Linked DNA regions of Homo sapiens: region 2 is linked to region 1. Evidence: chromatin loops called from intact Hi-C (ENCODE). Cell type or tissue: GM12878. All regions are shown on one strand. Each heading gives the region's core, and the rest is flanking DNA. Links, peaks and the distances in the headings are about the cores only. Region 1 overlaps OSGIN1 (oxidative stress induced growth inhibitor 1). Region 2 overlaps WFDC1 (WAP four-disulfide core domain 1).

Region 1 (12,106 bases), core at 4,107-12,106:
GCGTCGGCCGCTGACAGCCCCGCGCCAATGATGAGGACAGGGTCTGAGGCCGGGGTCACCGCACCCACCCTTGTGGCGGCCTCCAGGGCAGACAGCTCATGGTGGATGAAGGGCAGGGCCTCCCCGGGGATGCCCAGCCGGGCCGGGCTGTCGAACGTGCCTGTGGCGAGGACCACGTTGCGGGCCCACAGCGAGAAGGGCTGCTGGGCCTGGTTCCTGGTCAGGAAGCCGCTCACCTGGAAGAGGGGGCTGGAGTCCTGGGCCCCACAGCTGCTGGGATCGGGGGTCCCCCACTCCACGGCTGTGACTACAGCACCGGACACAAAGTTATGCCCCAGACCCTTCTTGACCACGTAGTCCCTGTAGTAGTGGGCGATGTCCCCGGCAGTGGCCCGGCTGTTGCGAAGACCTCTGTTGGGGAGGATGCAGGACGCCAGAGTCAGACACTGTTAGGGGTTGGGGGGCTGGGTGGGACGGGAGATGTCCAGGGCAGTGTCAGGCCCTGGAGCTGGACTAGGCTGTAGCTGTAGGACTAGGCCAGGTAATTCAACCTCTCTAAGCCTCAGTCTCCTCTTCTGTAAAATGGAGCTAACAAGGGTGCCTCCCTCAGGAGAGGTGGTGTAGGGTGGTGTAGGATGCTCTAGGGTGGTGTAGGGTGGGGTTCAGAGGGCAGCCTCCAGAGCCCCGCTGCCTGGGCTCGAATCCTGACTCTGCCATCAGGGAGCTGTGTCTGTTTCCCCAGTTTGCAAAATGAGGAAGATGTTGGTGGCAGGACCTATTTCGTGAGGTCGTGGGGAGGATTTGGTGAGCTGACAAACACAAAGTGCTTAGGATGGAACCTGACTGGAAGTAAGTGCCATGTAAGGATAGGCCACCATGATTGTCACCTCAAATGATTAAATATGGTATGATTCCATTTTTACAGAGTTCAGAAACAGGCAGAACTCATCTATGGAGCTGGATGTCAAGAGAGGGGTTACCTCCGGGGATGGGGAATGGGATCCTGATCAGAAAGGGCATGGGGGCTTCTGGGAGGGGGCCTGCTTCTTCATTCTCTGTGCTTACCTTGAGAAATTTCATCAACCTGTACTCACAGGAGTTACGTACTTTTCTATATGTAGCCAATTTATTATTTTATTTTATTTTATTTTATTTTATTTTAATTTTTTGAGACAGAGTCTCACTCTGCTGCCCAGGCTGGAGTGCCGTGGTGTGATCTCAGCTCGCTGCAGCCCCTGCCTCCCGGGCTCAGGTGATTCTCATACCTCGGCCTCCTGAGCAGCTGGAACTACAGGCATGCAGCGCCATACCTGGCTAATTTTTGTATTTTTATTAGAGATGGGGTTTTGCCATGTTGGCCAGGATGGTTTCGAACTCTTGACCTCAAGTGATCCACCAGCCTCGGCCTCCCAAAGTGCTGGGATTACAGGCTTGCGCCACCGCACCCAGCCTATATGTAGTCAAAAAGTTGATTTAAAGTTGATTTAAAGACTCCCATGTGACGCACTCACCATCGTTCCCAGCCCACGCAGCAGCAGGAGGTATTCTATTATTGTTGTTGTTGTTTGGATTGTCACTCTTTCCAGGGGCAGTGACTGCAGGCCCATTCTTGTGGCGGTTGAATGACAGGCTTTGCATCATTCTAGCACCTTCCTGTATCTCACTGTGTGACCTTAGATGAGTTAATCTACCCAGCTTGTGGGCTCATGGTTCAAGATGAACTCCCATACGGGAGAATCCTGTGCCACCTGCCGTCCGGCTACATGTAGCAGGAGCTGACAATGGACCCCCAAGGCCGTGCCAGTCAACCCAGCGCAGCCCGTCTGCGACCCTGGAATTTATCTCTGTGGGCAGTCATTCTTTTCTCAGTTTTTGTAAAGATTGTGACACAGAACGGTCCCAAGAGCATGTTCTGTGCAGAGTTATTTATAATAATGACACAATGGAAAGAATGAATGCTCCAGGGCTGGCAGGGGCTGGGTAACCTTGGCAGTGCCATGAGGCAGGGGGTGTGTCTGCGGTGGTTTTGTGCTCTGACGTCTAAGCCCAAGGCCTGGCACATAATAAGCATTCGGTGAAGATTTGCTGGACTGGGGATGCTCACTCGCCTTTGGGAATATTGTGAGGCCATGTAAAAGGATGGTTTTGAACGCTGTGACTTCACCACATGAAACGCTTGGGATACAATGTGAAAATGCAAAATGAGCCTATAAAAGGCTGTGCTTACAAGCGAAATGTAAGTTTCTGGCTGCCTACTAACATGTAGCTACACAAACCTGGAAGTCTTCCTGCCAAACATGCAGAAGAGTCTTCGCATCAAAGAGATAGTGAGGCCTGGAGGGGGACGCCTGGAGTGCCTGCCGTTGGGGACACAGGCCTGGTCACAGCCCTGGGGGCGGAGGAAGCAGGGCTTCCCGAGAGGCAGACTGCACCCAGGTATCTGCGCTGGGGCAGCTTCTCATTGAGTGGATGCACCCCAGGAGGAGCAGGGACTAGAACTCCTTTATTCAGTGATTGAAACTGTGAGAGGCAAATCAATCTTGGGGCCCCCAAATCACTAAGTTAAAGGAAAAGTCAAGCAGGGAACTGCCTAGGGCAAAGCTGCCTCCCGTCCTACTCAAAGTCTTCCCTCTGCCCACTGAGATAAATGCACACCTGATTGCCTCCTTTGGAAAGGCTTATAAGAAACTCGAAAGAATGCAACCGTTTGTCTCTCACCTGTCTGAGACCTGGAAACACCCCTCCCTGCTGGAGTTGTCCCGCCTCTGGACGGAACCAATGTCCATCTTACATATAGTGATTGATGTCTCAAGTCTCCCTAACGTATACAGCCAGGCTGTGCCCCGACCACCATGTGTACATGTTATCAGGACCTCCTGAGGCTGTGTCATGGTTGTGCGTCTTCAACCTTGGCAATTAAACTTCCTAAATTAGCCTGGCGTGGTGGCTCACGCCTGTAATCCCAGCACTTTGGGAGGCCGAGGTGGGCGGATCACGAGATCAGGAGATCGAGACCATCCTGGCTAACACGGTGAAACCCCGTCTCTACTAAAAATACAAAAAATAATTAGCCGGGTGTGGTGGTGGGCACCTGTAGTCCCAGCTACTCGGGAGGCTGGGGCAGGAGAATGGCTTGAACCTGGGAGGCGGAGCTTGCAGTGAGCTGAGATCGCGCCACTGCACTCCAGCCTGGGCGACAGAGGGAGACTTCATTAAAAACAAACAACAAATAAACAAACAAAACTTCCTAAATTAACTGAGACCCATCTCAAATATTCAGGGTTCACAAACCTTTTCTCTAGGGTGGCCATGATGGGGCAGGAAGCCAGATGGGGAAAAAATACCCCAGGAGTGAAAGGGCGTGGAGAAGTGTGGGTTTGGGGTGAGCTGTTTTCCTTCTGCATTTCCAATAACCTGCATGACCTTAGGTGAGTTAATTTACCCAACTTGGGGGCTCATGGTTAAGGATGAAACTCACCTGTAGCAAAAGCATTAAAAAAAAAAAAAAGAAAAGAAAAAAGAAAGTCACCCTATTAGCTGACCCAGAAAGATTGTTCTAGGCCAGGCTCAGAATAGAGGAAAGGGCTGAAGGGAGACCACAAGGACTGGGGGACCTGTGCCAGAGGCACGGGGCAGGGCGTGGGGCTCAGGGGCCAGGTGTTACCCCCTCCTTAGAGGCTGGGGCACTATGGGGAGGCCCAGTTGGGGGCCATGTGACAGGGCGGTCTGCTGCTTGCACGGGACAGGGGGTCCTCGGGTGAGCCCAGCTCTGCTGCTCACCCCCACTCATGTGGGGTGGACAAGTCCTTTCCCTATCTGAGCCTCAGTTTCCCCCTCTGGAAGAAGAGGAAGACAGACCAGATGCACTCTGAAGCCCCTGTACCTCTGGCTCACGGGCTCACTGTGGGGGGCCTGTGAAATCCCCCAAATCACTAAGCTAAAGGGAAAAGTCAAGCTGAGAACTGCTGAGGGCCACCCTGCCTCCCATTCCATTCCAAGTCACCCCTCTGCTCCCTGAGATAGATGCGTATCTGATCGCCTCATTTGGAGAGGCTCATCAGAACCTCAAAAGAATGCAACTGTTTATCTCTCACCTACCTGCGACCTGGAAGCCCCCTCCCCACTTCCTGCCTTTGCTTCAAGCTGGCCCAGCTTTCCAGACCGAACCAATGTACTTCTTACAAATATTGATTGATGTCTCATGTCTCCCTAAAATGTATAAAACCAAGCTGTGCCGGATCACCTTGGGCACATGTCATTAGGACTTCCTGAGGCTGTCACGGGCGCGTCCTCAACCTTGGAAAAATAAACTTTCTAAATTAACTGAGACCTGTCTCAGATTTTCTGGGTTCACAGGCCCAACCTTCCGTGTCCCCCAAGGCGTTCCGGGGCGGCCTCACCTTCGCTTCTTCTGCATCCAGTCCTTGACCTCCAGGTCCGGGAGCCCCATCCACTGGCCTTGGCTCAGGATCACCATGGAGCCTTCGATGGACTGCAGGGAAAGGAACCCTTTGGTCCAGGCCTCTGCTCGCCTGAACCCATTTGGGGCTAGAGGGCATGGGAGGCCTTTGCTGGGGCTGGGTAGAGGGAGGAGGGAGAGGCAGGGTTGCGGGGTGGAGAATGAGGAAAGGGAGATGCCAGAGTCCCAGCCCCAAGTGGGGAGAACGAGGGAGAGAGCCCCCCACAAGCCATGCCCTCGCTGCCCCACTCACGTGCCAGGCTCCCCCGGGGAGGTTCCGGCCCAGAACCACGTGGGGGATGGCGTGCTCCTTCCGGTGCTTCCAGGTGAGGACCGACTTCATGTTTCCCCCAAAGTCTGTGTCTGGGCGTAGAAGGGCATCAAAGAGCAGGGCCACGGGGCTTTGGGATCGGCCTTCGAGGCCTTCGGACAGGTAGTCCAGGTCCTGGAGGGGGGCATAGGTCAGAGGGGCTGCTGGAGGAGGGCGGGGTCGTCTTCCCAGAGCCTGAGGCTGGGCAGGAACGTGGGGACTGGGGCCGGGCCATTTCCCTGGCACTGGAGGGTCTCAGAGAGATGCGCACCCTGGGGGTAGTTTGAAGCTCTCGTTTTGAGGTCTTTCTAGGAGGCCAAGGGCCCCAGAGTACAGACCAAATGCGCAAGCTTGGGTGAGACTGGAGCGATTGCCTGGTCCTACATCCCTACCCTAATATCAGTGTGGTCAGATCAGCTTGGGAGGTGCTGCCTCTTAACAGCAGATAACACAGACGGGCATATTAAAGGCTCTGACAAGTCCTGCAGCCATCATTTACCTGTTTAATTTTGCCAAACCCAGTGTGTCCCTGTTTTACTGGAGTGGGGACATTTTTCTCTCTATATTATACTGAGGAACTAGTATTCTATAGAGAGCACTTTGAAAAATGCTGATCTAGATCAAATGGTCAAGACCTATTTCCTCATCTCCAACTCAGGGGCGGGAAGGGAACAGGAGGATGTACACTGCCTGACGAGGGAGGTCGACAAGGGGAGGTCGTGGAGGAGCACAGTGGAAGACAAGGGGTACGGAGGGAGGATTTGCAAACCCTTGTGGGCAGGAGGTAGTGGGACTGAAATATCTGTGGTGGAGTTTCTCAACCTTGGCCGCACTGACATTTGAGCCAGATCATTCTTTGTAGCCAGAACAAAGTCATCCAAATGTCAGTGGGGCCAAGGTTGAGAAGCTCCACCACACATATTTCAGTCTCACCACCCTCGTTGTCCTGTGCAGTGCTGGATGTTTGCCAGCATCCCTGGCCTCCACCCTGCTAGATTTGGTAGTACCGTCACCCTGCCATGACAACCCAAATTGTCTCCAGACATTGCCAGGTGCCCCCCGAGGAGAAAAATCATCCCCTCCTTGAGAACAACCGGCCTAGGGCATAGTGAGCCCTAGATCGTGTGGCATTTGTGGGTCTCTGATTTCTCTTTCACGATCTCCGTGGCTGACTTTGTGGACTCTCGAATTCTTTGTTTAGTCTTGTTTCCAGCAAACACACACTTTTGTTTTTCCCTGGGAAAGCGGCGGTAGTTTTCCAAGGGCGGGTATGTACTACCCAGAGCTCTGGCCCCAGGCTGACCCACCTGGTCCAGGATGGAGACCCCCGGGGCCTCGGTGAGCTTCCTCTGCAGCAGGGGGTGTGGGTGGATGGCATCTGGCTTCGTGTAGGGTGTGTAGCCGGAGAGCAGGTAGGACAGGCAGATACCAGAGGGGCCGTTACCTGGGGAGAGAGGGTGGAGGTTAAAGGGGGTGGCCTTTTCAGGTGGGGGACACTACTGTGGAGGGCTTTGATCTAGATGCGGCGCATTCATTCATTTATCCTTCATTCATAAAAATAAATATTTATTAAGCCCTTAGCCTGTGCCAGACACTGTGCCTAATAATACTTTTAAAAAGAAGGAATGAACAACTGCTGAGAGCTTACTCTGTGCCAGGAATTGTACTGAGAGCTTTCACAACAGCCTCACAACAGCTTTAGCGAGGTAAGTGCCACTCTTTTCCTCCTTTTATACTTGAGGAAATGGGCACAGAGAGGTTAAGTTACTTGCCTGTGGTCACACGGCCGGAAGGTAGACGAGCCGGGATTAAAACCCAGACAGAGGGAATATCTGACGACGCGACTGAGATTCTGAGATTGCTAAGAACTAGGTCAGATGGATGAGTGAATGTAGCACAGATTGCTACGTGGCCTGGGGGCGAACTTGAGTGGTGGGTGCTTGTGGGCGCTCAGGGGTGCTGAGCCGCCTGTTGGGTCTGCTGCTTGCACGTCTGAAGAACTGCGCTGCCATCTGTGGCGCTTCCTGGGCGATTCACCAGGCACAGCCCTGTGATAGCGCTTCTCTTTTTATCTGTCCTTTCCCCTCTTCTTATCTCGTCTGATTCGGAATATTACTCATATGCAGGATACCAGGAAGAACCATATGAAATCACAGGCACCCATCTGCTTTTGCCTTACAGAAATGACCATCTCACGTGGCTTAATCGGACGCCTGCATACTGGGGGGTCATCTGTCCCCATTTGTGCAGACAGAGGACAGGAATCATAAGCCGCTACTGTGTGTCCTCTCATGTGGGCACCTAGCACAGTGCTGGGCACAGGGTAGTCATGGGATCAGTGTGGGCTCAGGACCAGGCCTCCCTGCGCCACGCCGGGTCGCCTCCAGCTGATGGGTGTGTTCTAGACCCCTGGGTTCTCGGAAGTGTGAAAGGGAATGATAGCTTATAAACTGCTAAGCCTAGCACTGGCCACATAGTAAACGCTCAATGGCTTAATTTAAAGACCACTGTAAAGAGGCCAGGCCTGGGCCAGGCATGGTGGTTCACACCTATAATCCCAGCACTTTGGGAGGCTGAGGCAGGCAGATCACTTGAGGTCAGGAGTTCGAGACCAGCCTGGCCGACATGGCGAAACCCCATCTCTACTAAAAATACAAAAGTTAGCTGGGCATGGTGGCATGCACCTGTAATCCCAGCTACTTGGTAGGCTGAAGCAGGAGAATCGCTTGAGCCCGGGAGGGAGAGGTTGCAGTGAACCAAGATTGCACTACTGCACTCCAGCCTGGGCGACAGAGTGAGACTTTGTCTCAAATAAATAAATAAATAAATAAATAAATAAATAAAAAATAAACCCCAAAAACGAAAAAAGACACCAGGCCTGGACTTGCCCAGCTCCTGCCCTCAGACCTGGGGGGTACCCGGAAGGCTCAGCGGAGCCCCTCCCTGGCTGGGGCCTGACACTCACCCACAATGATGACCGGGAGGGGCTCTGAGCTGCTGGCGCCGAGGTGGTCCTTTCTGGAGGAGCTCATGGCTGGTGGGGGGCTTGGGGCTGGCAGCGGACCTGGAGTGGGGGAGAGGGGAAGGAAGAGTCCATTCGGGTGAGGCCTGGGTGTCCACACAGCCACTTCACCTCCCAGCTAGGGTGGCCTCCTGTGGCCCTCAGGGTCTGGTCCGGGGTCCCCATGAGACATATCTGACGGGACTCCCTTCTTGCTCTCACACAGCCTCTGCTCCAAACAGGCTGTTTGCCCCACCCCTCCCCAGTCATGCAGAATGTGCCCTCCCCTCCTCGGGCCTGGTTGCCCCAGGCAGCCACTGTCCCTCCGAGCCTCACTCTACTCTCCCATCTCACTGGGGCAGTAACAGTCCCCGAAACTCATTATCTGTCTTCCCGAGAGGCCATTCCTGCCCAACCCAGGAACCAGCCCTGCCAGACCCTTCTGTGGGCCACAGTCCTCGAGTCCCAGTGTGGCCTGGTGGACTCGTCATCCAGCCCTGGCACGTTGCTTCCTATCCCATTCCCGGGCCTCTCTGGGTCTCAGTTTCCTCATCTGTAAAATGGAAGCAATGAGTCCCTACCTCCTAGGGTGGTTGAGGGACACAGTAGGATCACAGACGGGAAGCACCTGCCTGGAGTGAATCTGCCACAGGGAATGGGCCAGCGCTGTGGCCTGCCCCAGGAGCTGGGATGGACTTGGGGAAATGGAAGCAGTGGCCAGGTTTGGGGACGTGCTGGTGAACCTGCCATCTCTGGGGCAGCCGCGCCCTCTGCTGGCCGCAGGCCCAAATCGCTCAAAGGGACCCAAGTGCTGGTCCTAGAGCTGCCGGTTCCCAGAGGAGCATCAGACCTACCTTCTTCCCCACACCAGCTAGCAGCGGACACCAGCCTCACCCGAGGGCCACATGCTGCCATCCTGAGGACCACAAGGCAACACCCTTGTGGGCACAGGGATGATGAGCATTTGGCACTTACTGTGTACCGGGTATTTGACATGCTTTTTCTCATATCCGCCTCACGCTGACCCTGTGCAGCCCTGGCCATATTAATGTCCCATTTCACAGATGTGTAAACGGGGCTCAGAGAGGTCGCACAAACTTCTCAGTGTCACACAGCTGGCTTTGAAACCCAGGGCTCACTGGTGCCAAGACCCTGCCAGTGCCACCACCCACACCACTCGGCCTGTCCCTCGAGATCCAGGGCCCATCCAGGTGTCACACTCAAGTGGGCGGGCACAGGGCTTGGACCACCCAGAGTGGCCAGGGGTGGGGGCCCAGGGCCACCTGCCTCCAGAATTCTTCCAGAGAAAGTGGGAATCTGGATTTCTATGTGAATGATCTGAGTTGAAGAAGTGGGCAATGAATGAACGCAGAGTTTTGGAAGATGCTTAAAAGGCCAACCAAACACAGCTGAGACCAGTGTGTGGCCTCTGATGTGTGCAGGGTGACAGAAACACCTTCGTCCACCTCCAGGCAGGTCCCGAGGAGAGGGATGAGAAACTGCCACACAGATGGGCCACTGAGAGGACCTATGTGTCGCCCCCACAGTGACAACAACTGACCTTCTCAGAGCACTCTACAGTTTGCAAGGAGGTTGCATCTAAGCAGTAGCGTCCAGCCCGCTCAGCAGCCTTGAGAGGTGAGCCCTGTCACCTCTGTCTTGCAGGTGAGGAGAAGGAGGCTCCGAGGGTGAGGATGTGCCTAGCGGGGAAGGGGTCTGTCAGGGACCCCTGTGTCGGTGCTCTCTGCTCCCTTGAGCATAGCCTTTCTTGCCTCCACTGGCGTGGGGGCCAGGGACAGCCTCCGTGTCCTGTCTAGGCAAGCTCGTGTGCCCAGCACCGAAGACCTCCTCCTCCCTTTCCAGAGAGAAGGAAGGTGACACGCTGCAGTCACCAGGGACCACATGGCCTCTTCATGCTCAGCTCCCTACAAGACCCCAGGCTGCCTGCCTTGAGGGGGAGATTTCAGGGGGACGCTGCCACCAATTATAATAGTAGTAGTAGTTACAAGAACAACAAAGACAGCATGTGGCTGACATTTCCATACTTCTGTGGAGTGGGCTGGGTGCCAGGCATGATCTCAACACTTAATACACGTTAACAAATTGAATCCTTATTTAATCGGGTTGTTGTAAGTACTCTGAGGGCCAGAGCGTTTCTCACCGCCCTTTATAGTTTGCAAGGTGGTTGAACCAGCTCTTGCAGGCTGGGCTGGATCAGAGCCCAGGCCGCCCTGCTCCAGAGCCTTCTCTGTGCCCCAAGTGCTGTGAGAGGTCCTGCTGAGACCCCTCTGCCGGGTGGAACGTGCAGTGTCCGTTCCAGGGTCCCCCACTTCTCTGTCGCAGCGCTAGTGGCAGGCGGGGAGGCAGAGGGACAGCTGAGGACCTGGTGTTCTGGCTGGGAAGGGATCATTTCTCATTGACTCTGGGTGCTGAGTATACCCAGAGGCCTTGGAGAACAGGACTACGGGTCTCAGAGTGCTTTCTCTGGCTTGCTCCTGATACCCTCGAATGGCTCTGGGCCCCTCAGTCCTCATCATGGTCCCCGGGAACAGCAGCCACTGGGGAGCATGGGACCTCCTGGTAAAGGGCTTCCCCGCATCACCTCCTTTGATCCTCCTAGCAACCCACTTTGCAGATGAGGAGACTAAGGCTAGGAGAGGTGAAGCCGTGCCCTGAGGCTACAGAGCCGGTGGGCGATGGAACTGATATTTGATCCCCGTGGGCTGACACCCCCAGGCACCCCAGCCCCTTCACCAAACGAGTGAGCCAACCTGCTCCATCTGCCCCAGTGCGCCCACCCTGGGCCATGCCCTGCCCCTCCTTTGTTCTTTCAGATTTTCCCACCACCCCAAGAAGGGCATTTGCAGGAGCCCCTGCTGGCCAATGAGGAATCAGAACTGGCTGCCCCTTCCCACCCTTTGCAGGCAGCAGAGGACACTGGTTTACCACCAGGGCTTTGGGGCTCCAAGTCCAGGGCTCCCTCCTGGGACTGTCCTCAGGCTCTTGAACAGAAGCTTCTGGATGCCACATACATGAGGTCACCACCCAGGGGCTGGACCTGAGAAGTCACTTCCCGTTCAGAGTGACACAGGACGCCCCAAAGTCCGAAGCAGCTTGACGCTGTCACTCATAACCTCGGACAAATATGCTGCCAACTTACAAAAGAGAGTTCAAAAGTTTCATTTCAATTCCTTTTGTGCTTTTTAGTTTTACGGAGTTGGAAGAATCAATTTTTAATGTTATCTTTTTAAGTCCCTTTAATTGAAGATGGCAGATGTTGATGGAAAGAAGTTAACATTAAAAATTGATGTTTCAAATTTCACAAAGGCAAACAGGATAAAAGAAATGAAAACAGTTGCACCTTCGACTGACGTTTCTTTCAAGTGTGCGGCATTTGTACTTCTGAGGTTGTTAAAGCTGCAAACTGCTCTGAGACTCTGGGACACCTGTATGTCTGCGTTTCTTTGGCACCTCTAGTGGCCATTTACTCCTTTGCCTTTGAAGACACCCCAGGAGGTGGGTGTTCTTATCCCCATTGTGCAGAGGAAGAAAAGCTGGTCAGGAGGAGTGGGCGTCTTGCCCCAGGTCACCTAGGAGGGTCCAAGACCACGGCCATGTGACAAATCTTAGTTCTGCCAAGTCCCCTCCAGTAAAACAGCTGATTACAGGGAGACCAAGAAAGTGACACGAAGCCCTGGGGGCGCTAAAGTGTGAGGGGGTGGTCTGTCCACGCAAGCGGCACTTGCCATTTATCACAGACGAGCCCTCGCCCCAGTGCCGCACACCTGGAGCCCAGGGTCTCCTGCAGCTCCCCAGCCTCCCAGGGGCCGCCCTCCCAACCCGCCGCACTCTTGAGCCTCCTGAGAGAAGCTAAGTCGCTGGGACCTCCAGGGATGGGGGCTGTTCATGGGCACCCAAGGGCTCTGTCCCTCCTGAGCAGGAGAAGCAGAAACCCAGAAGGCACCCAGCCTGGCTGCCGACCCAGTGGCCTTGGAACAGCTGGGCAGTAAGCCCGGGCTGGCCACACCCCTCTTTCCTGCTAGGAGCGGCGGTCACATGGCCCAGGGTACGCTGGGACTGTGGCCGCTTCAGCTGCTTGGCTGAGGGTACCAGGCACCTGGACAGGGACACAGCTGAGGATCTGGGAGGAACCTGGTGTAGGGGAGAATCCTGCCGGGCTCCAGAGAACCCAGGCGAGGGCCTCCACTCAGGACCACCCGGGACCCCCGCCTGGCGCCAGGGCTCTGCAGACCCTCCGGTCCAGCTGGGCTTGCCACGGGTGCCTGGGATGTGCCTGATTCCCTGCCCCGGAACCTGGCCCCGGACACTCACCTGA
Region 2 (16,807 bases), core at 5,019-13,018, 350 kb before region 1:
TTTTTTCTTTTTTTTTTTTGAGACAAAGTTTCACTCTTGTCGCCCAGGCTGGAGTGCAATGGCGCAATCTTGGCTCATTGCAACCTCTGCCTTCCGGGTTCAAGCGAGTCTCCTGCCTCAGTCTCCCAAGTAGCTGGGATTACAGGCACGCATCACCATGCCTGGCTAATTTTTGTATTTTTAGTAGAGACGGGTTTTTGCCATGTTGGCCAGGGTGGTCTAGAACTCCTGACCTCAGGTGATCTACCCGCCTTGCCCTCCCAAAGTGCTGGTATCACAGGCATGAGCCACCACACCCGGCCAAGTCTGTATTTTTAAAAATAGAAATCTTCTGGTTTTTAAGTGTTGACAAGTAATTTTAAAACTTTTTTTACTAATGATGATGATGATGATTATTCTACAGAGATAGGCGGTCTCCCTATGTTGCCCAGGCTGGTCCCAAACTCCTGGCCTCGCGTGATCCTCCTGCTTTGGCCTCCCAAAGTGCTGGGATTACAGGTGTGAGCCACCGTGCCTGGGCAGAAAACTTTAAGCATGTTGGAGATCAAAACTGTTCTGGGATCACATTTGCTTGTGACCTCTGCATTCGTTTGACTCCAAAGTAAGACAAAAATAAAAATTACTAATATTTATCTTTATAAAGAGAATAGAAAAATAATTAGCATCTTTTAAAGTATATTGATGGGTACTGGTAAAAATGCTGGTTAGCTTTTTCTGTAAAGGAGCACTCGCTGATTATACTGATTATAATGACATGGAAGTTGGAACAGCAGAGAAAGGAGCCAGCAGTCTGTGACCTCCAAAACAGGAATGACGCGATGGTTCTTCAGCCTCTATACGCAACCTTTCGGTTCTTCCCTCCTTTCCACCACCACATCAGACCACGTGTTAGGAAACATTTTCAGGTGGGAAACGTAGTAATATGTGCTGTTTGTATTCTCTTTTGCCTTGATCAAAGGCTTCTGAGCAGCAGGGAAATAAGCAAATGTTTGGAGTAGTGAAACTTGGTCCGGGCTCCCCATTACTCTAGTTGAAGACCCTTAAAGGCCTGGTGGCCCTGGGGTCTCAGCTCTTCATGACCTCACTGGAACTACCTGGGATCACCTCCCAAATAAACAACCTGGGCCCAAGTCCTTGTCTCTGGGTCTGCTTTGGACAGACCCAAATCCAGATGGCAATGAAGAAGTAAGGTGCCTGGAACAGGGCCTGAGTTAGACCAGTGTTTCTCAATGCAGAGCGATTTTGTTCCCCAGAGAGCATTTAGGAAAGATTAGAGACATTTTTGGTTGTCACAACTTGGGGTAGAGGTTGCTACTGGCATCTGGTGGGGAAGGGCCAAGGAAGCCGCTGACCATCCTACAGTGCACGGGAGAGCGCCCCCCTGCCCAGCAAGTAGAATCAACCAATCCCAAATGTCAATATGCCAAGATTGTGAAATCTGGTGTTAGACAGCATTGTTGTTATTACTCACTAGTAGTATGATTGCTCTTCCTGCTGGCTAGTGAATGAATGAATGAGTGAATATTTATTGAGTATTATATGCCCAGAGACCGTTTTAGATGCTGGGGTTACAGCAGTGAATGAAAGACAAACTCCCTGCCCTGTGGGGCTGACCTTCAAGTGGGGAGAGAACAGTCAATGAACAAACAAGTAAAACACAGTCTTCCAGATTACGCTACAGAGAAAAATTAAACAGGGATGGAGGGTTTAAAAATGGCCAAGGAGGGGCTGTCATTGAGAGAGGGAAATCTTTCCTGAAAAGTGGCCTTTGGAAATAGGTCTAAAGGAGGCAAGGAAGTGAGCCATGGGATGTCTGGGGGAGGATATTCCTGGCAATGAAGGACCCCACACGTGGGTACAGGTGCCAGGGCAGGGGCTCCACATTCCCACACTCACGGCCTAAGGCAATGAACACTTCTCTACAGTCAGACAACTGGATGGAAACTGCAGGTCTGCCTGCTGTGTGACCTTGGGCAAATGATTCAGCTTCTCTGAGCTTCAGTTGTGACACAGGGCTGATAACAGTCATCTCATCAAGCTGTGTGAGCGTGAAACGAGATGATGTATGAAAAGGCTATTGGGAATGCCATGTACAGTTGTATCATCTGTGCACTGCTCAAAAGCACCTGCTATAGGCAGGAGGCAAGGCTAGAATCCCTATGTCAGGTCACATTCCAGAGGAAGGGGCACCATTTTTGATAAGTCCACCCAGAGGGGAGTGCCTTTATGTGCTTGTCCACCATGAGGGGCAACATTTAGGTTTTCTTATGAAGGCTGAGTAGGAGGCTGCCTGGCCTGGAGCAGCGGCCAGTTCCTGCCCAGAGGCAGTACTGAAATAGTCCCTGTCTGTCTTGATGAGCATTATAAGACTGTAATTATGAGCATGATTAAGTGTGCTGAGTCCCCTGTCATCGCTGTGACCTCACCCCAAAGAAAACAAAGTGAGGTCATCCTTGCCATCTCTGACTCTCCTCTCAGCCTTGGGAGGAGGGGCTGGGCCACCTTCTCGAGCCGCCTTCCCTAATTAAGGCCCATGGGAACCCACAGCCTCTCGTGGAAGGTACAGTCCAAACAGCTGTTGTTATCACCCTGAGCAGAGCCGAGGGTGGAGAAGACTTCCTTGCCGCAAATCCTACCCGCTTAGGGGCACATTTTCCCCACCCAAGGGCACATTTTCCCCAGGAAATAGCTACTTGTCTACCCTACTCCCCACTTACTGTCCCCGACGGGGTCACCTCCTTCCCTTCCCAAACCTTCTCTTCAAAAGGGATCTGAAACTCCGTCCTGCCAATGATGAATCCCTGAACATTGTTTCTCCCCGAGAGGTTGGCATCGTGATTCAACACACATCTCATTATCTGCTCCCAGCCCCGCGCAGTGCTGAGCACTTTGGAGTGGCAGGTCCACCGTGAGCTGCACGTTGTCTTTTCTTTTCTTTTTCTTTCTTTTTTTTTTTGAGACAGAGTCTCACTTTGTCACCCACGCTGGAGTGCAATGGCACAACCTTGGCTCACTGCAAGCTCCACCTCCTGGGTTCAAGTGATTCTCCTGCCTCAGTCTCCCAAGTAGCTGGGATTTGAGGCTCCTGCCACCACGCCTGGCTAATTTTTGTATTTTTAGTAGAGACGGGGTTTCAGCATGTTGCCCAGACTGGTCTTGAACTCCTGACCTCAGGTGATCCACCCATTTCACAGGAGAGGAGACTCAAGAAAGTGACAGCTGGCCGGTGGATCTGAAGCCACGCACCCGCTCCTCTCTGGGGCACGCCCCATCTGGATTGCTAAGCTCCTGGTCTCCACCTCAAATACCCCAGGGCCAGGCATGAGAAGTGTGGCGGGCCTGGTGGGTTGATGGGGTGAGTGGGAAGCTAGAGGACACCTCCTCATCCAGGGGCACCTGAGGTTCCAGCTGGTGGCAGCCCAGGGAACATGGTCCGGTATTTTAAAGAAAAGCCTCGAATCTTGATCTTTTAAATGAGAAATCCCACTGCACCCGCATCCTATCAGCGGGCATTTTCCCGGGAATGGGTGTCTGCTGGACTGTGGCTCCCTGGAGGCATCTAGGGTCCCTGCCCCCATCCCATTTTCATAGGAAGTGGCATTTTCTCTGGAAGGGCATCTCCTACAACGCAAGTCCCCAGGGGCAGTGGGACACACAGCAGCTGCACAGCAGCGCCACGCCTGCTCAAGGAGCGCCCGTCCCAGTTCACAGGTGCGCAGTGGAGGCGCCCGAGACCCGCCCAGGTGGCCCAGCTTTAAGCCCAGCTCCTTTCTTCCCCTCCCCCGGGACAGCTCTGTTCACCTGTCCTCCTCCCTCAGCCCCCTCCCTCGGGCCCAGGACCTACCTGGCGGGGGCGGCACAGCTTCTAGGCAGGCGTAGGCGCATCCGTTGTAGCAGCAGCGCCGGTGCCGCGGGCACTCGGAGTCCGCCTGACAGCGCGCGGCCTGGCAGGCGCCGGGGGGCAGCGTCCGCGGAGGCGGCGGGCAGCGGTCTGCTCGGGGCTGCCGGGGGCCGCCGGGCGCGCCCGCCTCCTCGGCCTGCGGGGAGAGGGCGGTGTCAGCAGCTCTGGGGCGCGCGTTCGAGTCCCGGCGCCACCCGGAGCTTGCAAGGGGGTGGGCAGTGCGCCGGGCCTCTCTGAGCCTGCGTTTCCTCTTGTGAGAAACAGCAAGCAGGCAGAGCCAGCCTCGGAGGGCGGCTCAGAAGGTCAGAAGATACCATGTATCTTTTTATAACAGTCGGCACGAAATAACTGAAAGCCCAGAGCAAAAGGATAAGCAAATCTTGGTGTGTTTGCTGAAGGACAATTACTTAAGTATCTACCCGGTGTGAGAGAGAGATGATACATAATACATAATATATGTGGTATATATGTGTATATACATATATGTCTGCATGTATACATATACGTACACACATATGTCTATATGTACATATGTATATGTACATATGTGTGGATTTCTTAGAATCCATGTTTATATAGAGCTTTGAGAATTTACAAATTATACACAGAATCATTAAATCCATGCAACAACATCGCTACATCTCAGAAAATAAAGAAAGGAAAAAAGCCAGATCAAAAGAGAACACCACAGTGGGATTCCACTTATATTTGCAGCTCAAAAACAGGCCAAGCTGATGTCTGGCATGAGAAGTCAGGAATCTGGTGGGCAGTGACTGGCTGGGAACACGTGGTCTTGGGACTGGCTCTGTTCTGTTTCTTGGTCTGGGGGCTGGTTACATGGTGTGTTTATTTTGTGGGAATTCATGGAGCTGAACACGTAGGATTTATACGCTTTGAAGTATTTTTTGTTTGTTTGTTTTGTTTTGTTTTTGAGACGGAGTTTCGCTCTTGTTGCCCAGGCTGGAATGCAGTGGCGCGATCTCAGCTCACCACAACCTCCACCTCCTGGGTTCAAGCGATTCTCCTGCCTCAGCCTCCCGAGTAGCTGGGATTAGAGGCATGTGCCACCACACCCGGCTAATTTTGTATTTTTAGTAGAGACAGGGTTTCTACATGTTGGCCAGGCTGGTCTGGACCTCCCTACCTCAGGTGATCCGCCTGCCTCAGCCTCCCAAAGTGCTGGGATTACAGGTGTGAGCCACCGCGCCTGGCCCGAAGTATTATGTTTTAATAAAAAGTTCAAAAATAAGATATAGGGGCCAGGTGCTGTGGCACACAAGCGTATAATCCCAGCATTTCCAGAAGTCAAGGTGGGTGAATCACTTGAGCTCAGAAGTTTTGAGACCAGGCTGGCCAACATAGCGAAACCCCTTCTCCACTAAAAAAAAAAAAAAAAAAAAAGCAGTCAGGCATGCTCATTCTCTCCTGTAGTCCCAGGTACTTGGGAGGCTGAGGCGGGAGGATGGTTTGATCCCAGGAGGTCAAGGCTGCAGTGAGCTGTGATCGCACTACTCCCCTCCAGCCTGGGCAATAGAGTGAGACCCTGTTAAAAAAAAAAAAAAAAAAAAAGTCCAGGCGCAGTGGCTCACACCTGTAATCCCAGCACTTTGGGAGGCCAAGGTAGGTGGATCATGAGGTCAGGAGATCGAGACCATCCTGGCTAACACGGTGAAACCCCGTCTCTACTAAAAATACAAAAAAAAGAAAAAAAATTAGCCGGGCGTGGTGGCGAGCACCTGTAGGAGAATGGTGTGGACCTGGGAGTCGGAGCTTGCAGTGAGCCAAGATCGAGCCATTGCACTCCAGGCTGGGTGACAGAGTGAGACTCCATCTCCAAAAAAAAAAAAGATATAGTACTGTACTTAACATATAGGAATATGGGTGAGTGACCAATAAGATCAATATTTTAAAGGTAAGACCGAGAAAGTTTAAGCCACCAGGCAAACTGCCCTGGGTCCCCTGACACCAGACTCCATCCAGGCCCAGTAACACTCTTCTGCTTCTATGAAAATGGGGTGCGTGGTGAGCAGTTTGTGCTCATTTGCACACACACACAGAGTTAGATACAGGATAGATTAATTGGAAAAAAACCACCCTGGCTTGCGCTGCCTCCTGGCCTCTGCCTAAACTGTTCCTTTAATCTAAAATGCTTCACCTACTTACCTCCCCACAAGTCCTCCCCCAACATATTCAAAATCTGGCCCCCTTGTGCTGGCCCAGTACATAGGGCATATCTGCAAATTGGAATAGTAGACAGCCATGAAAACCTGCCTTTAAGGTGTTGGCAAAAAATGAAATAAGACTCAATGTGCCACATATGAAAGATCGCCAGGATATGGCGGCTCATGAAGAAAACCACGGTTCGGAACAGCGTGTAGGCTCTGCCCCATCTGTGTTTTTAAAAAAATGCACACAGATGTAACATATATATATCTATTTGCATAGGCTGAGAACGTTTTTGGAAGGATACACAAGATCACACAAGAAACCATTAGGAAAGGTGCCTTTGGAGAGAAGAATAGGGTGTAAAGCTGAGAGAGATTTCTTTCTATTGTACACCCTTCTGCAGTGGTTCAATGTCTTTTTACCATGTACACATTCTTCTTCAATTTAAAGGCAGTCTCCATGCAGAGCGAGGGCACATCATCCAAGTCCTGGCTTAATCTAGACTTGACTCACAGAACCTCACAAAGCTACTGAAGCTGCTTTGATGACAGTGTGGGCGCCGTCACCTCCAGGCCTTTGCCCGTGCTGATCCTCTGCCGAATGCCCGTTCCTTCAGGTCTTCCAGAGGGACCATTCCCCGAGACTCAAATCAGCGCTCAAGGCTGGGATGTGCTTCGGTGACACCAGCCCTCCCAGGCCAGGGTTAGGGCCACACCACCCCCGCTTCTATGTCCCACACCCACCCTCCCTTGTCACTCTTTCTCGGTGTCTTAATAGAAATCCGCCATCGCATTTAACCAGTGAGCGACCCCTTCAAGGGAGGGCCTCGAGCCTCCTGTGTCTCCTCCTGCACATACAGTTGGCTGAATAAAGGTCCCCAAAGACACCAGGCCCTACTCCCTGGAATCCTAAATGCAAAGGAAAAAGGGTCTTTGCAGACGCAATTAGGTTAAGGATCTTGACATGGGGAGATGATTCTGCATTTTCCAGTGGGCCCTAAATCCAGTCACAAGTGTCTGAGAAGAGGGGAGCAGAGGGAGATCACACACACACACACACACAAGCACGCCCCCCCCACACACACATGTACACACGCACGCACACACACATGCACACAAGAAAGTCATGTGAAGAGGGAGGCAGAGATGGCGTCTACAGACCAAGGAGTGACCATGATTGCCAGCAGCCACCGGAACAGGGATTGGCAAGGAAGGAACCTCTGGAGTTGGGGGGGCGCGGCTCTGCTGACCCCTTGATCTCAGTCCAGTGAAGCTGATGCTGAACTTCTGGCCCCAGAACCATGAGACAATTCATTTCTGTTGGCTTAACCACCCCTCCCACCCCAGTTTGTGGTCATTTGTTACGGCGGCCCCTGGAAACTTGATATCTGTCCCTCTGCCAGGCACATTCTATAAATGAACCCCACCCCAGGCCCAAGTCCCCATCAGTGCCTCCACAGTGGCCTCGTCCCTGGCCTCGATGCCTCCAAATCCATCCATTCTCCAAACTGCAGCCCAAAGAGGCTTTATGAAAGGCACCTGTGGATTTGGTCACCTCTGTGCTCCAAGGCCCCAGAGGCTTCCCAGCACCCTCGGGACAAAGTCCCAGCTCCCCACTCGACCTCCGAGCCCTGCGCCAACCAGGTACATGTTACTTTTTCGATTTAATAACTTAGATATAGGATACATTGGCCTCATCTCATCGCCCCGACCCTCCTTGTCCTTACATGCCAGCAAACTGCCCTCCCTCCTCCCCTCGCCCTCCAAGCACATTCATCTCTTCAAACCGTTTCCTCCAGCTGAGCTTGTCTCATCCGGCAGAGCAGACGGGCAACCAGAGCGGGCTCCACAGCTAACGGCCTTGGTTCAAATCCCGGCTCTAGGGCTTAAATCCTCTCTGCCACTCACTTGCTGTGTGACCTTGGGCAAGCATCAGTTTCTCCCTACAGAACTTCCCTCCTGGGGTATCCTGAGTCTGCACCCAGGATGGTGTCTACACCCAGGATGGCATCTATGCCCAGGCTGGTGTCTACACCCAGGATGGCATCTATGCCCAGGCTGGCGTCTACACCCAGGCTGGCATCTACACCCAGGCTGGCATCTACACTGAGGATGGCATCTACACCCAGGCTGGCGTCTACACTCAGCATGGCGTCTACACCCAGGCTGGCATCTACACTCAGGATGGCGTCTACACCCAGGCTGGCATCTACACTCAGGATGGCATCTACACCAAGGATGGCGTCTACACCCAGGCTGGTGTCTACACTCAGGATGGAGTGTACACCCAGGCGGGCATCTACACTCAGGCTGGCATCTAGCACAGTGCCACCGATCATCATTGGCACGTGCTGGTCCTCTGCCTGGAAGGCCTCCCATCAGCTTCAATTGGCCAAATCACCCTTTAGTCCTCAGCTTAAACAGCCTTCTGAGGGCAGCTTTCCCCAGACTCGTCGGGATGTTTCTAGTATGATTCTTCATTTTTAGGCCCTCGCCACCCCACACTGAGAGCAGAGGCTGTGTCTGTCCCTGCCTGGCTGGGACCGAGCGCAGTCCTTCCTGCGTGCCTATCTGGGTAGCTGCAAATTGCACACGGTGTCACCAGTGCCCTGCAGGGGGCACCAGGTCCCTGGGAACAGGTCCGGGCCGGGTGCCCCTGGGAATTGGTGGAATCACCAAGGCCAGAGGTTTTCAGCTGCCCCCAGGGAGCCTCAGGGCCTGAGACTGAGGGCATGAGGGGCAGAGAGCAGGAATGGCCAAGCAGGAGCGGGGGGTGGTGCGGCAGGAAAGCCTGGGAGGGGGGCCCCTGGCCCCCATCCCTGCTTCACCCAGAGAACCCTTCTTTTTACTCTTGTAAACATTGGCTGTTAAATTCACGAAAAGTGAAAATGACCACTAAGCTGGCATTTGGTGGATATGGAGACGAGGCCTTAAGGAGGTGAATGGTTTTCCCCAAAGACAGAGGGGAGACCAGAGCGTGGACCTTTTATCACCTTTTATCACCCCTTTCTCCGCCCAATCTCCCTCACCCCTGTAACCACCACCAATAACTTTCCAGCCGCAGCAGGTGCATAATCCCACGCCATTAGCTCTCAGTTCACTTGCTGCAGAATTAACTACATTGGACCCATGTTGGGGTCCGCAATTTTTAATCCTAATCTAACATGACAGGCGCCCCAGCCTCCTTCGGAGGGTGGTTAAGAATACACCGTACGTCGTCGGGAGGGGGCGGCTTATTTTTCCGCCCAGCTTATTTTTCGATGAAGCCTCATTTATGAAATTTAATGGAACCTGGTGATCAGAAGCAAAACACTTTTCACCCACCACAAATGCCTCCCAGTCCTGGGACTTCCTTAATGGCAGTCCCAGATGGGAGGGTACGCAGAGATCAATTTGAGCTGTGCCGCCGTCTCAGAGGAAAATTCAAATGTCATTTCTCAGAATTTGGAGAGAACAAAGAGATAAGCGCCTTAGAAGCCACATCTCCCGAGTTATTTACTGCGTGACTGAAACAACAGATGGTCGTGAGTGATAAAGCACTGATTTCACTGAGAGGCCCAGATTAAAGGATTACATGTTTTGAAAAATATTTCATGTCACGCAAGGTGACACTCAAAGAGGGTTCTAAACACAGGGCGTTTTCTGGAGTTCTGGGAAATAGCTTTTACTCAGAGACATGAACAGCTTACCCTCCAATTTATCCCTGGCCCCATGGGTTAAAGGAGTTAACAGCCAAGGTTCTTGGCCTAGAGGTCGGACTGGAATTGACTCCCCTGACCCCCTCCACGTCTCTGACCTCTCTTCCAGCACTCCCCTCCTTACTCATTCTCTCCAGCCACCCAGTCCCACCTCTGGGCCTTTGCACTGGCTCTTTCCCCGCCCACCCACCATATCTGCCCGGCTCTCACCTACCTGGGATCTGCTCATACAGCCTTCCCTTCCCCCTCTCCCTGCTTTGTGGAGCTTCACACACCTCATCACCCTTGGGTGGACTGTGTATTATGAACTCATTTGTTTGCTGTTTTTCTCCCTCCTAGGGACAGGAACTTGGTTTTGTTCTTACCTGTGTCCCTGGCTCGTAGAACAGTGCCTGGCACATAGCAAGTACTCAGTAAATATTCTTCGGGTGGAACAAAAGCTGTGATGATGATGATGATGATGAAGATGAGGATGATGGTGGTCAACACACCCTGGCAGTTTGCTGGGCACCCTTCTAAGTGCTTAACATGCATTAACTCGCTGATCTGCACATGGGCCCTGTGCAGTGGGTTCTGCAGAGCAGGGGTCCTGCACAGGTGTGGGGGCAGCCCTTTTGTTTGTGTAAGGCTGTGCTATGGGCAAGCATCATCACACTCCTATGCTCACTTAATGCGGATGTGAATTAGGGGAGTGGGTCTTGATATCCCACACTCCAGAGATGAGGAAGGATGCTTTCAAAATGTAAAGCTGGACTCGGCCATCCTCAGTTTCTGAGGATTCGCTGCTCCTCCTGGCCTTGGAGGCTTCCGCACACTGTTCCTTCTACTCGGAACGCTTCCTAACTCTTTTTCACAGCTGAACCTCCACATCCTTTGGGGCAAGAACTTAGGAGCCATATCCCAAGATGGAAGGGACCGAAGCTCATGATCTCTTATACATCAAAGGCTGCTTTGCACAGGGATTAAGGGCTCAGGTGTAGGAGTCTGACGCGTCTGGGTTTGAACCCCATGGCTGTGCGATCATACAGGAAAATCACTAACGTATCTGAGCGTCATCTGCAAAATGGACACAAAAGTAATACCTGCTGCCGATGTCTGTGGTGAAGATCAAAAGAGACCACACCTGCGTGTGCTCGGCTCAGCACGGGCAATGCTAATCCATAGTTCACCTGATTTTTATTCCTTTTATTATTATTATTATTATTATTATTATTATTATTATTATTATTTTGAGAAAAGGTCTCACTCTGTCACCCAGGCTGGAGTGCAAGGGCACGATCTCAGCTCACTGCAACCTCCGCCTCCCAGACTCAACCAGTTCTCATGCTTCAGCCTCCCAAGTAGCTGGGACTACAGGTGCCCGCCACCACGCCTGGCTAATATTTTGTATTTTTAGTAGAGATGGGGTTTTGCCTTGTTGCCCAGGATGGTCTTGAACTCCTGAGCTCAGGTGATCTGCCTGCTTCAGCCTCCCAAAGTGCTGGGATTACAAGCGTCAGCCACCACGCCTGGCTCCTTTTATTTTTAATCAATGGACTCAGAAGCCTCTCGTCCCATAGTAACTTCATTCTTCATATCTTCCAGTCTTTCTTCATTTCCGCTGTATCCTCCCTCAATTCACTCCCAGATGATTTAGTGAACGCCCACCATCTCCATAGCGTTAGGTTAGATGCTCAGCAGATGCAGAAGAAACCTAAGGAGCTCCAGTCCAGCTGAGGCTGCAGATACACGTACGAGAAACCCACCAGCAACAGTGAAAAGTGGGATTGGATATAACCTCATCATTTCTGGATAAGACCAGGGCAAACAACTCGCAGAGTTCCTAAGAGAAGGGGCCATGCGGAAACAGCCACCCAGCATGTGCAAGAGCACTGCCCTCGGAGGACCACCTGAAGTCGCCTCCAGCCCTCCCCAGTAGGTACCACTGCTGTCCCCATTGCATAGGTGAGGAAACGGAGGCACACAGTCACCATACACAGACACCAGGCTTAGAGCCTGGGCTGTGTGATTCATGCTTATGGCAAGGGAGGCAGCATTTAGTAAGCTCTTACTGTGTGCCAATGCTGTGCTGGGTCCTCACATACTGAATCTTCAGTATCACCCTCTGGGGCTGCTGCTATTCTAAACCCACTTTACTGATGAGGAAACTGAGGCACAAAAAAACTAAAAGCATTTGCCCAAGAGCAAGCAGCTGAGAAGAGTCAGAGGCAGGACTCGAACCTGGGTCTGTCCTACTCCATGGGCGTTCCTGACCCAGGAGCCTGGAACTGGGAGTTGCTTCCCAATGGTGCCTGTCAATTTCTTCCCATTCTTTCAGTCCAGGGGCTCTCTCCCCCTCCCAAAGTGTTCCCTCTGCCCTCCTGTGGCCCAGCCCCAGCTCAGGGTGGAGTCAAAATGGGGGCCCCCAGGTACACATTTGTCCTGGCCCCCTCTTTGCAGCCCTTCCCTCCCAGCTTATGTTGCCTCTCAGATGAAAACAAAATAATGCCACATGAAATCCCTGAGAAAGGAGGACACTCACCCCAGACGGACGACACCTTCCTGAAAACCCCAGAGCAACCCGTGATTTCCAGCTTTTATTTTCATTCCTGCTCAGGGATTGTACAGTAAGTCTATTTCAAAGTAGCCACTGAGCACACATTCATGGTACAACTTAGACAAGAACCCTCCGGTTCTGTATGCCTTACCTGGATAAAAATGATTCCTGGCCGGGCGCGGTGGCTCACACCTATAATCCCAGCACTTTGGGAGGCCAAGGCAGGTGGATCACCTGAGGTCAGGAGTTCGAGACCAGCCTGGCCAATATGGTGAAACCCGTCTCTACTAAAAATACAAAAACTAGCCAGGCGTGGTGGCGGGTGCCTATAATCCCAGCTATTCAGGAGGCTGAGGCAGGAGAATCATTTGAACCACGCAGGCAGAAGTTGCAGTGAGCCAGACGGCACCACTGCAATCCAGCCTGGGTGACAAGAGTGAAACTATATGACCTTTTGTTCATATAGATGAACAAAAATAGATTTGCAAAGCCATTCTGCCACTGATATCCCTAGGAAGCAGGTGGGGAAATGCCCATTTTGGGCTGCAGCAGTGGGAACCCCAATTCAGCAAGTCCAAGTCCAGATTCAATTAAAGCAAACAAGCTGGATGTGCAACCAAAAGAGGCTGGATACATAAGTGAAGGCACAGAGAACACCAGGCAGGCCTTAGAAAGGAAGATGTCGATCCACCATGTTAACATACTTCCCACAGATTATTAAGTGAAAATGCAACATATAAAACAGTGTGAATAAGCCAGACACCAAATAGCACATACTGGATGATTCCATTTCCATGAAACGTCTACAACAGGCAGATCCATAAAGACAGAAAGTGGATTGGTAGTTGCCAGAGGCTGCGGGAAGAGGGAAGGAGGACTGACGGCTAATGGCTGCAGGGTTTCCTGTAGGGTTGATGGGAACGTTCCAAAACTAGGCAGTTAGGACGGTTGCATGACTCTGAGTATACTAAACACCACTGAATTGTACCTTTGAAAGGGTGAATTGTCTGTCATGTGAATTTCATTTCAATAAAAGAAATCTGAATCAGTACGAATAAAATACCACTAAGAGAAAACACGTGTGCTGTGTGTAACTGCTTCATGAAACAATCTAGACAGACACCCCAGAATGTCACCAGAGTTTACATCTTGGAGGAAGAATTCAGATCATTTCTACTAATTTATAACTTTCTGTGTTGCCTGACTTTTTTTTTTTTTTACAGTAAACATCATTCTTTTAATAATCAGTAGAAGAATTTATAAACCACTTCCATTTAGGGAAAAAGAATCCAATCTCCAGAGCTGCCACCAAAGCTACCCACATGCCTCCCTCAGTGCTCACCACCCCCTTCCTTCCACATGCAGGAGCTTTTACCCTTCTTTGGAAAGTTCCAGCAGCTTAGCGGCCAGACCAATAAAAATGCACCCCAGCACTGGTTTGCGTGGTGGAGGAAGAAAGCCAGTTTTCCTCTAAGCATTACTTGCTCTTCCTCTGGAATTTGGACGTCAAACATCTAAAAATATGTCGCTCCCCGGAACAGTGGGCTTAGAGTTCAGCGTGCGTAGATGAATGCCATTTCCTGGTGCCCGGGGCCCTTAACACTGGGCTCTGGGGACAGAATTTGGCACAAGGTTAATGGGACTTCCTCAGAGGGAGGCCAAAAAAAAAAAAAAAAGAAAGAAAGAAATTCACGAGACGGCAAAGTCGACCAAGTCTTCCCAACAATGTCATTGTCAGTCAGTGCACCCGAGAGTCCTCTAGAACTTTCCATCCCTTCTATTCTGTTCCGGAAGGTTTTAACATAATTGATTCATTCATTCAACAGTAAATTCATAATTCCCAGGCCCACTGGGTTTCGGGCGCTGGGCTGGAAATGGGGAGTTCCGAGTTGAACCAGAAGACGTTGGCCCTGACTTCACGTGGCTGTTTCAGGACAAGTCAGAGACACCACACACAACAGCACACAGATAAGGCGAACGAATTGCTTTTTGTGGTCATCTGCAAAAGCAGTTAGAGAGAAACCTAAACAAATCATGCCAATAACAACAACAGAGCTAAATGCTAAGAAGGAAGAGCTGGGCTCTTATGTAAACATTTAAGGGAAATCATAATGGGGCATTCAGGGAGAGGCCTCGGAGGAGATGGGCGTGAAGCTACGATGACCCACGAGCCGGAGTGGGCACCGTGAGCGGACACTTGCTGAGAGGCTGCCTCTCGGTGCTGGGGACACAGAGGACTCACAAGGACTCTATGTGCCATCGCAGAATTCCCGAGAGGTGCCTCAGGTTCTCGCTGCTTTTTAGAAAAATTATTGTGGTAAAATATATATAACATGCAATTTTCCATTTCAGCCATCTTAAGTGTGCGAGTTGGCGGCATTAATTAGACTTACGATGTGTGCAACCACCTCCATGATCTATTTCTGCGGCTTTTCCATCACCCCAGGCAGAACCTCTGTTCTCATCAGACAGCTGCCCCCTATTCCTCCCTCCCCCAGCCCCTGGCAACCAAGAATCTCCTTCCCGTCCCGCTGGATTTGCCTCTTCTGGACGTTGCATCCAAACAGTGTCACACACCCGTGGCCTTTGTGCACTCAGCATCATGTCTTCGAGGTTCATCTGTGCAATGGCGTGTGTCCAGGCTCCGTACCTTTCTATGGCTGAGTTCTAGTCCCCTGAGTGGACAGGTGCGATGTGCTCACCCCATGGGCATCCATCTGCCTCTGCCCTGTGGCTGCGGTGAGTGCTGGCACAGAGGTGTCCTGCTTTCCTGTCTCCCTCTCCCGAGTGATAACCACACAGGGACCTGGGATGCTTCTTTACTCGTTGATTTCCACCTGGAATTTCAGGGCTGGGACCTCAGATGAGGAATCTCAGTCCCAGCGAGGAGAAAGTGATTTGCCTAAGGTCCCCCTCAAAAGTCAGCTATTCATGGACTTTTCATTCCTTCCAGTCCCCCCTCCATGCCAGGTTCTGGGCTAGACACCAGGGTGTGGCCAAGCCTACAGTAAGTTTGCTTCACATCAGTACGACATATCCCCTCTCTCCAGCACCCAGGCAGCTCCGGGGCTTTTCTGGGGTTCTCAACCATGAGCCTTGAAGACCCCCTCCTGGGTGCTGCTGGGGGTTTCCGGAGCCTACTGAGCACCCGCTGACCCCCAAGACGTAGGCATCTTCATAGTCTTGATGATGAAGTCCCGCAGGGTGTGAGCTCACCTGGTTCAAGGAGCAGACAAAGCTCCCAGACTCTGGGGATATAGTGATAGCCCCACTTGTCCCCAGCCAAAACAGCACAGATAAGTCATTCTCTGCAATGGCCTCAGTTTCCTTATCTGTGAAATGTCTCGTTGCCGGTTGCAACCAACAGAAGCTGACTCCCTTGATGCCCAGAGCAGACTGTATTCGTGTCCGAGGGTGCTGCAACAAAATGCCACACGCTGGGGGCTTAAAACAACACAAGTGGATTCTTTCACAGTTCTGGAAGCCAGAAGGCTGAGATCCAGGTGTCTGGCAGGGTTGGTTCCTTTGTGGAGGCTCTAAGGAGAAAACCTTTCAATGTCTCTCCCAGCTTCCAGTGGTGGCTGGCAGTCCCTCATGTTCTCTGGTCCCTCATGTGTCTCTTGTAGATACATCACTCTGACCTCTGCAACCCTCTGTCTTTGCATGGCCTTCTCTCCATGTGTCTCTGATTCTATGTCTCTTCTCCTTTTCCTTTTTTTTTTTGAGATGAAGTCTCACTCTGTCGCCCAGGCTGGAGTGCAATGGCATGATCTTGGCTCACTGCAACGTCCACCTCGCCTCCCAGGTTCAAGTGATTCTACTGCCTCAGCCTCCTGAGTAGCTGTGATTACAGGCATGCACCACCATGCCCAACTAATGTTTGTATTTTTAGTAGAGACAGGGTTTCAGCATGTTGGCCAGGCTGGTCTCGAACTCCTGACCTCGGGTGATCCGCCCACCTCGGCCTCCCAAAGTGCTGGAATTACAGGCGTGGGCCACCATGCCTGGCCCCTTCTCCTTTTCTTATAAGGAACGGGGTTCATATTAAGGAACCACCCACCTCCAGCATGACTTCATCTTATTTTGACTAATTACACCTGTAATGAACCTGTTTCCAAAAAAGGTCACATTCACAAGGATCAGAAGTTAGGGGTTGGATATATCTTTGGGGGGACACAGTTCAACCCACAGCATGGATCCGACAGGATTCGAGTGCAGGGAGTACATTTGGGAGGGGATCCCAGGAAGCCCCAGCTGGGGAGTGGGAAGCTGGGCAGGAAAGGGAAGGCGCCCTTCAGGGAGTGTTAATGAGCAGGTGGCTGCCTGGGCACTAGAGCTCAAACCCAGTGGACCTTGGAGAAACCGTGTGGAACACTCCTCACTCGTGTCCCACCAAAGTTGAGAAGCCAGCTGGGCCATCGGGCTCCAGCTCCATTTGCTCCTACAGGTGTTACCTCCCCGGCACCTTGGCCTGACTGTGTGTGGGCTGAGCAGGCTCCTGCAGCCA

What was found. Hi-C counts contacts between places; a loop is a spot of excess contacts. Peaks named below come from ENCODE experiments on the same cell type or tissue, not always from the same donor. Only the 100,000 strongest peaks of a DNase experiment are listed, where the experiment ranks them.
Region 2: a loop joins it to region 1, with 3 times the contacts of the local background. A loop is called at or near these places in 3 of 110 quality-filtered maps.

Annotation. Positions count from the first base shown.
Region 1 is chr16:83,953,367-83,965,472 of GRCh38, reverse strand. OSGIN1 (oxidative stress induced growth inhibitor 1) reads right to left here. Exons shown (of 6, transcript NM_182981.3): 1 at 12,103-12,106; 2 at 7,735-7,833; 3 at 6,077-6,213; 4 at 4,713-4,904; 5 at 4,401-4,492; 6 at 1-411. The coding sequence starts at 7,801. It also overlaps a transcript of NECAB2 not described here. Among named protein-coding and RNA genes, the nearest start is that of OSGIN1, 6.2 kb to the right of the region's middle. RefSeq lists an enhancer at 10,651-11,420 and a silencer at 11,909-11,958. In GM12878, for the core only: CTCF peaks have their summits at 8,547 (motif pointing left) and 11,273; a DNase peak (open chromatin) is centred at 8,492; H3K4me3 peaks cover 96 bases.
Region 2 is chr16:84,300,191-84,316,997 of GRCh38, reverse strand. WFDC1 (WAP four-disulfide core domain 1) reads right to left here. Exons shown (of 7, transcript NM_021197.4): 2 at 3,845-4,037. Among named protein-coding and RNA genes, the nearest start is that of WFDC1, 14 kb to the right of the region's middle. RefSeq lists a silencer at 2,389-2,547 and an enhancer at 9,247-10,446. In GM12878, for the core only: a CTCF peak has its summit at 8,674 (motif pointing right); no DNase peak of the experiment used is centred there.